Regions from separate parts of the Homo sapiens genome. Here region 2 is linked to region 1. A link is a loop called in an ENCODE intact Hi-C map of the cell type or tissue named here. Cell type or tissue: endothelial cell of umbilical vein. All regions are shown on one strand. Links, peaks and the distances in the headings refer to the core of each region. The heading gives the core; the rest is flanking DNA.

Region 1 (4,985 bases), core at 608-4,607:
AGACACCTTGACTTCAGACTGCTGGCCTCCAAACCGTGAAAGGTTAACCTTCCATTACTTAAATCCACCGAGTTTGTGGGAAGTTGTTATGGCAACCCTAGGAAACTAATGTAGGTAGCTATTTATACATTCACTCCTAACTATATCTTAAAATTCTGCAGGGCAGATGTCCCACATTGTTTTTAAATTAATAGACTTTATTTCTTGAGCAGTTTTCACTTTACAGAAAAATTGAGCTCCAAGTACAGAGCATTCTCATATACCCCTTCCCATTTCCCTTATTATTAACAGCTTGCATTAGTGATGTACAGTTGCTACAGTTAATGAGCCAACAGTGATACGTTATTCTTGACTGAAGTCCATAGTTTACATTAAGGTTCACTCTTTGTATTGTATATTCTGTGGGTCTAGGCAAATGTTAATGACATGGAACCACCATTACAGTATCATACAGAATAGTTTCACTGCCCTAAAAATCCTGTGTTCCACCTATTTATTCTTCCCTTCTCCCAAACCTTGGAAACTGCTGATCTTTTTTACTGTCTCCACCTGCCTTTTCCAGAAAGCCATATAGTTGGAATCATACAGTATGTAGCATGTTCAGATTGACTTGTTACCGTATCAGCGTTTACGTTTTCTTCATGTCCCTTGTTTGTTTGATAGCTCATTTTTTAAAAATCACTGAATAATCTTCCATTGTATAAGAGGCCATAGATTTGTATTTCACCTTTGTAGCCTTACCACATCGCTCAGAGTATTACATAAATGTTCATTAAATTAATAGATACACAAGTAGATACATATACATGGATGAATGACTGAATAAACAGTGAACGAGTTTTAATGACTTATTGAATATAAAGTGAAAGTATGCAATCCTATAAAACGACTAAAGTGACTATATTATTTTCTTGCTGTCACTGAAAGCACGCAATGGATGTCACTCAGGATTTCTAGGTTCATTCTGGGTTCTGGCTTGCATTGAACTGGTTTGTGTTAGATCCCAAGGCCAAAGGAATAAACTGAACTGAAAAAGTCGGTATACCTAAATGACTCCTGGCCACATCAGAAATCGCCTTAAACTGCTAGGAAGTGTATAATTCATCTTCACAGATTCACAGTACTTTGAGTTTCATTACTGTTGAGTTTTGTTGTCAATTTTAAAAACAGTTAAAAGGTAAAAAACATGTAATACTTATGAAGCTTCTTCAGGGCACAATTTCAGGCTGAGTAATATCATTTCTCTGTCCTATAGCTGAATGGCTGAGATCAGAGGATTTGCTTCAGTTACCCTTTTATCTCACCCTCTTTTTTGTTGAAAAGATTAACTTTCAGTAGCACTTAATATTTATGAATGAAATTATACCAAATAGAGAATTCAAAATAATTTTGAGAGGTCTTATGGGAAAAGGAAAAAGATTGGTCCCAAGATGATAACTGTTGAAGCTGAGTAACAGAGATAAGAAAGTTTATTATATTCTCTACATTTGTATATGTTTGAATTTTTCCATAGTTAAGAAAACTCATTTTATAAAATACTGATAAAAAGAATGTCAACATAATTTGTTGTTATTGTTATTGTCATTGTTGTTGAGACAGAGTCTCGCTCAGTCACTCAGGCTGGAGTGCAGTGGTCCGATCTCAGCTCATCGCAACTTCTGCCTCCCAGGTTCAAGCGATTCTAGTGCCTCAGCCCCCCAAATAGCTGGAATTACAGGTGGCACACTACCATGCCCGGCTAATTTTTGTATTTTTAGTAGAGACGAGGTTTCACCATGTTGGCCAGGCTGGTCTCGAACTCCTGGCCGCAAGTGATCCACCCATCTCGGCCTCCCAAAGTGCTGGGATTGCAGGTGTGAGCCACTGCACCCGGCCAACATATTTTTTAAATAACTACGTTATAAATGTAAACTGAAAGTCGTTTTAATCTCATGTCAAATCAGAATTTTTGATACCCCTAAAATACCTAATACCCTAAAAATCTGTGTGAATTAAGCAGCTTCAGACCTTTACATTGCCTAAGTTGCTTCTCTCTCTCTCGCTCTGCCTCCATATATATATATATTATTATGTAATTATATTATATTATACATATCTCTCTTCACATATATATATCTCCATATATATTACTACAAACAGTTAATATATTACTATTAAAAAGTTAGTATAAAATATATACTATAAGAAAGTTGCAAGACGAAATATTTGAATAGTCTCATAAAGCTGTCAGCATATAATATGATTTCGGCTGCATTTTTTCGTGGTGACTTCAGAGAAGATACATGAAACATTATCTGATATGCAACCTCACGGTAAATAATTTCGTTTATTCTCAAATTATTGGTATACCACAAATAGGAAGGATTCCCCTTCCCCCACTTTTGGCAATCCTTAAATAAACTGCAAATTCATGTCACCATCTGGCTGGCAATGGACACAGGCAGATTAATCATTTCCTTTTTGAATAATAAAAAAAGTTCCCTTCAAAATGCCCCCAAAATATTGGATAGGAAAGAAAAACATGAAAGTTTTATTTACAATTTCAAATGGTTTGCAACACACGAAACCCTGCAACGGAAACTTGCTTTGCTCAAGCTGGCATTACACAGTTTGATTTCTTATTGATAAACATATATATTATGCCTACAAGAAATGTCATTTATTAAAAGAATGATACAAAAAATTGAACTTTTGGTTTTCAGAAAGCACAGATTGCTCAAACACAGCATCTTAGTTCCCCAGGAGGCTCCACTCAGTGCCTCCCAACACCTCTCACTTCAGTCTCCCGCTTTTTCATTCTTCTCTTCCTCACTGTTTATAATAATAATTTGTAACACATTTATCATCGTTGGTAAAGTAAATCATTGAAACCTGAATTGCCGCCACCTTGCTGTTGAACATGGAAAAGAGCTGAAATCCCTTTGAAATAACCTGTATCACTTGGTTGATATTTTTTTCCTGCCCGTAGCAATGTTACTTTGGTTTTGTTGTTTTGAAGCTTTTTGATTTTTTTTTGCTACACATTTTGATGTTTGACTAATAGAAAAATATTTCCTTATTTTCTTAGTCATTACTATGCCAAGTGATTCATTTCTTCTCTGCCTTTTTTTTGTAGCCTCAGGCATTCTTAGTGGTGTCACTAAATTTATCTTGCAGATGTTAAAAAAGAATCCCCACTAGAATCCTAGTATGTAGACTTTTATAGTGTTATGAAACATGCCTATTTTTAAATATTTAATTAATATTTTAATGTGGTATAAATAACAGCATCTCTGAAGCCATTGCCATTCCCAGGAGTCAGGGGAGGCTATACAGAACACTGTCCTGTTACAATAATTTTCTAATGATTTGGATTATAGTCATTGCTTCCTTTTTCTGCTGTTATAATAATTTGACCCCTGACCCATACCAACTTCCTAGTCATCTATTCAGTTTTTATTTATTTATTCAATAAATATCTCTTGACCACTACTTTTTTGCCATGCACTGAGTTAAACATTGTTAACTATTAGTTTAATACATTGTTAATACATTCAAGTAGCTCACACATCCTGAGGGCTGTCTTTGTTCAAAGAGTGTTTATAGACAAGAAAAATGGGAGTAACAATGTCCTTCTGTGACATAAGCATAATTGGAAAAAAAAGTAAAAGTATAAACAAGAGAGCTTTGGAAAGAAAAGAAGGTTCTGAAACATTTTAGATTGGGAGCAAATATTTGGATTTGAACACCAGGCTTTCTAGCTTTTGACAAAATTCAAAATCCTTTTACATGAAAATCCCTCAACAAAGTAGGTAGAGAAGGACTTTACCTCAACATTAAAAAGGTCATGTATTAAATATATATGTGTGTATATATATATACATATACACACATACATACATATATCTCACAGCTGATATCATACTCAATGGTGAAAAACTGAAAGATTTTCCTATGAGAAATAAGGCATGATTGCCCCATTCTCCACCACTTCTATTCAACAGAGTACTGGAAGTCCTCGATATAACAATCAGGCAAAAAAGAAATAAAAGTCATCCAAATTGAAAAGGAAAAAGCAAAATTATCTCTGTTTGCAGATGACATGACCTTACACATTGAAAATGTCAAAGACTCCACCAAAAAAAAAAAACCTGTTAGAATTAAGAAATGCAGCAAAGTTGTTGATTCAAAATCAACATACAAGTATCAGTTGCATTTCCGCACACTATCAAAGAACTGTTCAAAAAAGAGATTAAGAAAGCAATCCTGGTCAGGCACGGTGGCTCACACCTGTAATCCCAGCACTTTGGGAGACCGAGGTGGGTGGATCACGAGGTCAGGAGATGGAGACCATCCTGGCTAACATGGTGAAACCCTGTCTCTACTAAAAAAATACAAAAAATTAGCTGGGCGTGGTGGCGGGCACCTGTAGTCCCAGCTACTTGGGAGGCTGAGGCAGGAGAATGGCATGAACATGGGAGGCGGAGCTTGCAGTGAGCCGAGATTGCACCACTGCACTCCAGCCTGGGTGACAAAGCGAGACTCCGTCTCAAAAAAAACAACAACAACAAAATAAGAAAGCAATCCTATTTACAATACCCTCAAAAAGAATGCAAATTTATGAACAAACTTAACGAAGGAAGTGGAAGTCCTTGTACACATGAAACTAGAAAATATTGATGAAAAAAATTAAAACACAAATAAATGGAAAGACGGCTGGGCGTGGTGACTCACATCTGTAATCCCAGCACTTTGGGAGGCTGAGGTGGGTAGATCACCTGAGGTCAGGAGTTTGAGACCAGTCTGGCCAACATGGTCAAACCCTGTCTCTATTTAAAAAAAAAAAAAAATTAGCTGGACTTGGTGGTGGGCACATATAATCCCAGCTACTTGGGAGGCTGAGTCAGGAGAATCACTTGAACTTGGGAGGCGGAGGTTGCATTGAGCTGAGATCACGCCATTGCACTCCAGCCTGGGAAACAGAGGGAGACTCTGTCTCAAAATAA
Region 2 (4,985 bases), core at 423-4,422, 210 kb before region 1:
TTACTTCAGTAGGCAATAAAGCATACACAGATTATTACACTCACCAGCATTTGGTTATATTGGTTCTTGTTTGAAATAAGTGACAACTGTTTATCAAAACATATTTTTCTGGTTCAACTTTTCCCATATAGACTTCATAATTTTATTTTAAGTACATATAAATTATATATAAATGATTACCAAAACATTTCAGGTTTGTATGTTAGGTTTAATTACTAAACACTAATCTAGCTGTGCAAGAAAATTGTTAATCATCTAATAATTCAAGTAAAATAAAACTAGATAAATTCCCACTGGAAGATCTAATGAGGTGCTCAGTCATAAAGGTATAGACAGATTTTAAAAGTATAGGCAGATTCCTCTCCCGAGAAAACTTGTTGGATTTCTAGGAAGACAAGATTTACACATATATACAAGAATATATATAGTTTTCTGTAATTCATAAATTGAGGGAGGGAGGAGAGTATAAAGAGCCAGAAAGAGAGAAATAGAGACTTTACATGTTAGAGTGGCCTGCAAAAGGTGTATGGGAAGATAAAACAACACAAATTAGAAAAGCGTTTGAAATTTCATTTGGAGAGGATGCTTGTGTGTTGTTTGAGGCAGAAAGTTAGGTAAGAATTATCAGTTGATTGTATTTTAGGATTGAAAAAGTAGTTATTGGTGGCCATGCAGTCCATGCCCCTGGGAGTAGGAGATGTTGTTGTATTTGACAGAATTAGAAATATCAAAAAGGATCTAGCTAGAGAGGAAAGTGGTGAGTGCTTATGTATTATGTATTTAATACATACAATTCAAGTGGATGGTTGCATATTGAATATATTCCTTTATTTGATGAGTTGGAATTTGCATTAGAAGTAAGGATAAAATTAAGGCTTGATTGTCAAATGATGATTAAGACTATGATTTTAAATAAGCTTTCTGAGATGGCACAGAGTGACAGTACAAAAATAATGCTCCTCCTGGAGGTAGTCTCACTCTCAGGAAGAAAGAAAAGGATGAAACCTCATAAGGAAGGTTTGTCAGAGAAATGATTAGAGAAGCAAGGAGCAAGCAAGCACAATATCCAGAAAGCCACGAGGAGAGAAAAATTCTGGAAATGGGTAATGAAGAGATTCAAGTAGAGATATTGTGGAAGATAATATTTGGGAAAGGCCTCAGGGAAGGATGTGGATAACAGTATAGAGAATGTTTCATTAGAGCAGCAGAGGACCCAGAAAACAGCAAGAAAAGAGAAGATAGATGCAGGGCTTATCAGAAATCTAGATACGAACAGGAAAAAAAGTAATGCAGCTATCTAAAAGAGAACCAACGACAATGAAAATGTTTTTGCTATTGTTTATTTGCTTTGTCTTAAGAAATAATGCTTAAGATAATTAAGTTGAAGAAAAGAAAGTGATTATGTTGTCATCACTTGGTACATGTCTGGGCTCAGTATATATTGAGTGGATAATTGAGAAATAGTTGGAAATGGCAAAAATTATGAAAACGGTTATATTTTTGGAAGTTACAGAGGGTGAATACAAGTGGAGAATTTCCTTTAAATGAAAAGAGAGAGAGAGAGACATGCTACTTTAAAAATAATGTGGCCAGGTGCGGTGGCTCACACCTGTAATCCCAGCACTTTGGGAGGCTGAGGCAGGCGGATCATAAGGTCAGGAGTTCAAGACCAGCCTGGCCAACATGGTGAAACCCTTTCACTATTAAAAATACAAAAATTATCTCGGCTTGGTGGCGGGCGCCTGTAATCCCAGCTACTCAGGAGGCTGAGGCAGGTGAATCCTTTGAACCTGGGAGGCGGAGGTTGCAGTGAGCCGAGATGGCACCATTGTACTCCAGCCTGGGTGACAGGGTGAGACTTTTTCTCAAAAAAAAAAAAAAAAAAGAAAAGTAAAAATCTTGATTTTTTTTTTCCCTATGCTGGGATGGGATTATAGAGTTTTGAAAAAATTATCACTTTGGTATTAAATAATAATATGTTGCTTGGCAGTCTTGGTTTCTCTGATCCATGTATATTTCTCTTTTTGACCTTACTATTTTAAAGATGCTTGAATTTGGTACATATAGCATTCTCCTTATGTATCTGTAATTAAATCTAAAATAAATAATAAAATCAATAATACATAACCCAATAGCTAAATTTTCTGCTATGTAATTCTGTAATAGAAATATGCACATCAAGTTTCTGACCAATAAGAACTTGGTAAAGAAAGCTAACTAAATATTTATCTCATTAGGATTTCAGGAAATTGTTACACATCCAATTTTAGGTACATATCAGAATACAGTGCTAAGCACTACAAGTCATGAATTTTACAAAAGATTTACTCTTTCATACAAATATGTAATTTACTTTGTTAACTTTAAACCACTTCAGCGTCTTTCTAAGAATGTATTCATTTGGAATTGACCAGTGAGTTCTGTCAAGCAACATTCATATTTGTTCAAACATTAGGACAATGCATTTTCCCAATATTATCTTACAGGAAACAGGATGCCATAGTTTGAATCATTGAATCTTTACATAGTCTGATATGGCTCATTCTCTCAGTTACTTTATTTTTAGCTTTAAACCACTATTCAGAGAGACATGTTAATCTGAAACAATGTCAATTAATGCTTTTAATGTTTATGATTATTATACATTTATGATTAAAAAGGAGAAACAAATTTTAATAAATTTTTAAAAATTTTCCCCAGGAAATTACCTCAGAATAACAAGTGTTAGTTTAGGATGCTGTAAAGAAATCTTATAAAGATTACTTAAAAATAGGGAATGGTGAAGTTGTGAGATCAAGCATATATAAATTTCAGGAAAAACGAAATGTTAATATTTTGTAAATTGGTATAAGAATTGAGACAAAATATTGAGTGAGATAATTATGCAGCTCTGTGTCTCTTTTAAAAGGAGGTGAGGTTTATGTACTCTTGAAAACTGCCTTGGAACACTCAAGACATGACTCCAGTATGGACCGTGAATGAATCAACTGATGTTGAAGATGCATATTAAGGGAGTAAATTGTTTCCTATGACTTCTATAACAAATGACAGCAAACTGTGTAACTTAATAGGATTTGATTCTGTGACAGTTCTTGAGGCTAGAAGTCTGAAATCAAGGTGTTGGCAGAGTCATGCTCCCTTTGTTGGCAGAGGGGAAATATCCTTGGTTGCGTCTTCCTGGCTTCTGGGGGTTGCTAGAAATCCCTGGTGTTCTTTGATAGCAGCTACATCCCCCTGCCTCCATGGTTACATAGCCTTGATTACTGTGTTTCTCTTCTTATAACGACACCAGTCATACTGAATTTAGAGCCCACTCTAATCTTATATGGCCTCAACTTAACTAATTATCTCTGTAAATACAATATAAAGCTATGAAAACTAATATATGAGAAGGAATCAATAGAACACCAATGAAGCATGCTATACCTACTTCATCAACTGAAGGTAATGAAAATTCCTATGGAAGGAAAATTACTACTATAATGAAAATTACATGAGAAATTGAAAGCCAAGGGACTGAGGTCATTGAAAACCCTGACCAATGTTTTACAACCTTTGAAATAAAAATCTAACTATAATACATGATATAGGAGGATTCTCCACTAGAGTTCACACACTTAAAGTAAGTAAAATAGATACAAGGCATTTGACTTTTATTCACCACACCTGCTCAATAGGAAAATTTCAGGGTCTGCCGCTGCTGGAATTTCTATGAGATTTTTAAAAAATGTATTTGCTTTGGGCATAAAATCTTCAGATTTAACAAGTTATAATTATTTACACTCACTTTATGCGCAGAATAATTTGAAAGCTTGAGTAACTTTTTTAGTGCAGAATTTGCTCTGCCCAAGTTAAGTTCCTGCCCCAAAACCAGGGTTAATCAGCCAATGTTTCACATTCAGTTTAGTCCATTCTTACTGAGACATACACAGGTAGTTCTAACAAACAGTTTATTCTAGAATCTTCCATTTCTCTTAGCCATAAAATTCTACCATTTGTCAAATTTTAGAAAGTTCATCTCGTAAATATATCTTGGCTCTTTCTTTTTTCTGTTCATAGTTATCTCTATAGCTGAGTCTGTAAAATAACTTCTATATTCTTTTGTTTCTAGCTTAGGATTCTTCAAATCCAACCTACATGTTACTACCAGAAGAATAAAACCCAAATCTGGTTATGATTTCTTATACATATATAAAATGCACACACACTGCCTGGCATATATAAAGATCCTACTTTAAGGTAGCAGAATGTTTCTGTCTTTTAAAATCCACTTCCTAAATTGCTGCAATGCCTCCTCAATACCTTGACAATGAAAATTCTTTGCCTGATGAATTGATTGGGTGAATTCACTGCTAAGAAACCCAGACTCAAAGTGGCTTAACAAGAAGAACATTTTAAATCTCACCTCACATGAAGCTTAGAACAAGCGTTGGGTTCTAGTTTCTAATACCTCAAGTTTCCAGCCCTGCTTCTCAGGTTTACTTGACTCTGCCTGTAACCCAGTATCAGCTAATTATTCTCAGTCTGGCTTCTCTTATGGAGCAGCAACCATGAAACATACCTCTCACCATCCATCTGGTTGCAGAAAAGATTTTTCTCTTTTCCATGGAGTTGAAGAAAGTTTCTCCTTGATTTAAATTTGCTTAGATTCATCTACTCCTGAGCCAATCATAAAAGAAGGAATAAAATTACTATGATAGTTTTATTAATATCTGGAGAATAATTATCTAGTACATAATGAATATTGAAGAGTCAATTGCATATTTCATGTAACATATTCGATTTTTGCATGTTATTACTCCAGATTTGCCTACACATATTCTAAATACTAATCACAACAACCACTTCCTGTTCCTTAAATGTGTCATGTTCTTCCTCCCCTTTAGTCATTATTTCCTTTTTGCCAAGAATGACCTTCACCATGTCTTCATCTGACTGATCTCAAGCATTCTTGAAAGCTTAGTTTAAGCATCACCTTTCCTAGA

Evidence for each region. Hi-C counts contacts between places; a loop is a spot of excess contacts. Peaks named below come from ENCODE experiments on the same cell type or tissue, not always from the same donor. Only the 100,000 strongest peaks of a DNase experiment are listed, where the experiment ranks them.
Region 2: it touches region 1 in a loop (6-fold over the local background); 1 of 110 quality-filtered maps calls a loop at or near these places.

What each region holds. Positions count from the first base shown.
Region 1 is chr7:15,918,756-15,923,740 of GRCh38, forward strand. No RefSeq gene overlaps it. Among named protein-coding and RNA genes, the nearest start is that of LINC02587, 230 kb to the left of the region's middle. In endothelial cell of umbilical vein, for the core only: no CTCF peak of the experiment used is centred there; DNase peaks (open chromatin) are centred at 2,516, 3,156 and 3,406; H3K27ac peaks cover 606 bases.
Region 2 is chr7:15,705,270-15,710,254 of GRCh38, forward strand. All of the region lies in intron 1 of LOC101927558 (a long non-coding RNA gene), which reads left to right. Among named protein-coding and RNA genes, the nearest start is that of LINC02587, 19 kb to the left of the region's middle. In endothelial cell of umbilical vein, for the core only: no CTCF peak of the experiment used is centred there; a DNase peak (open chromatin) is centred at 2,472; H3K27ac peaks cover 1,650 bases.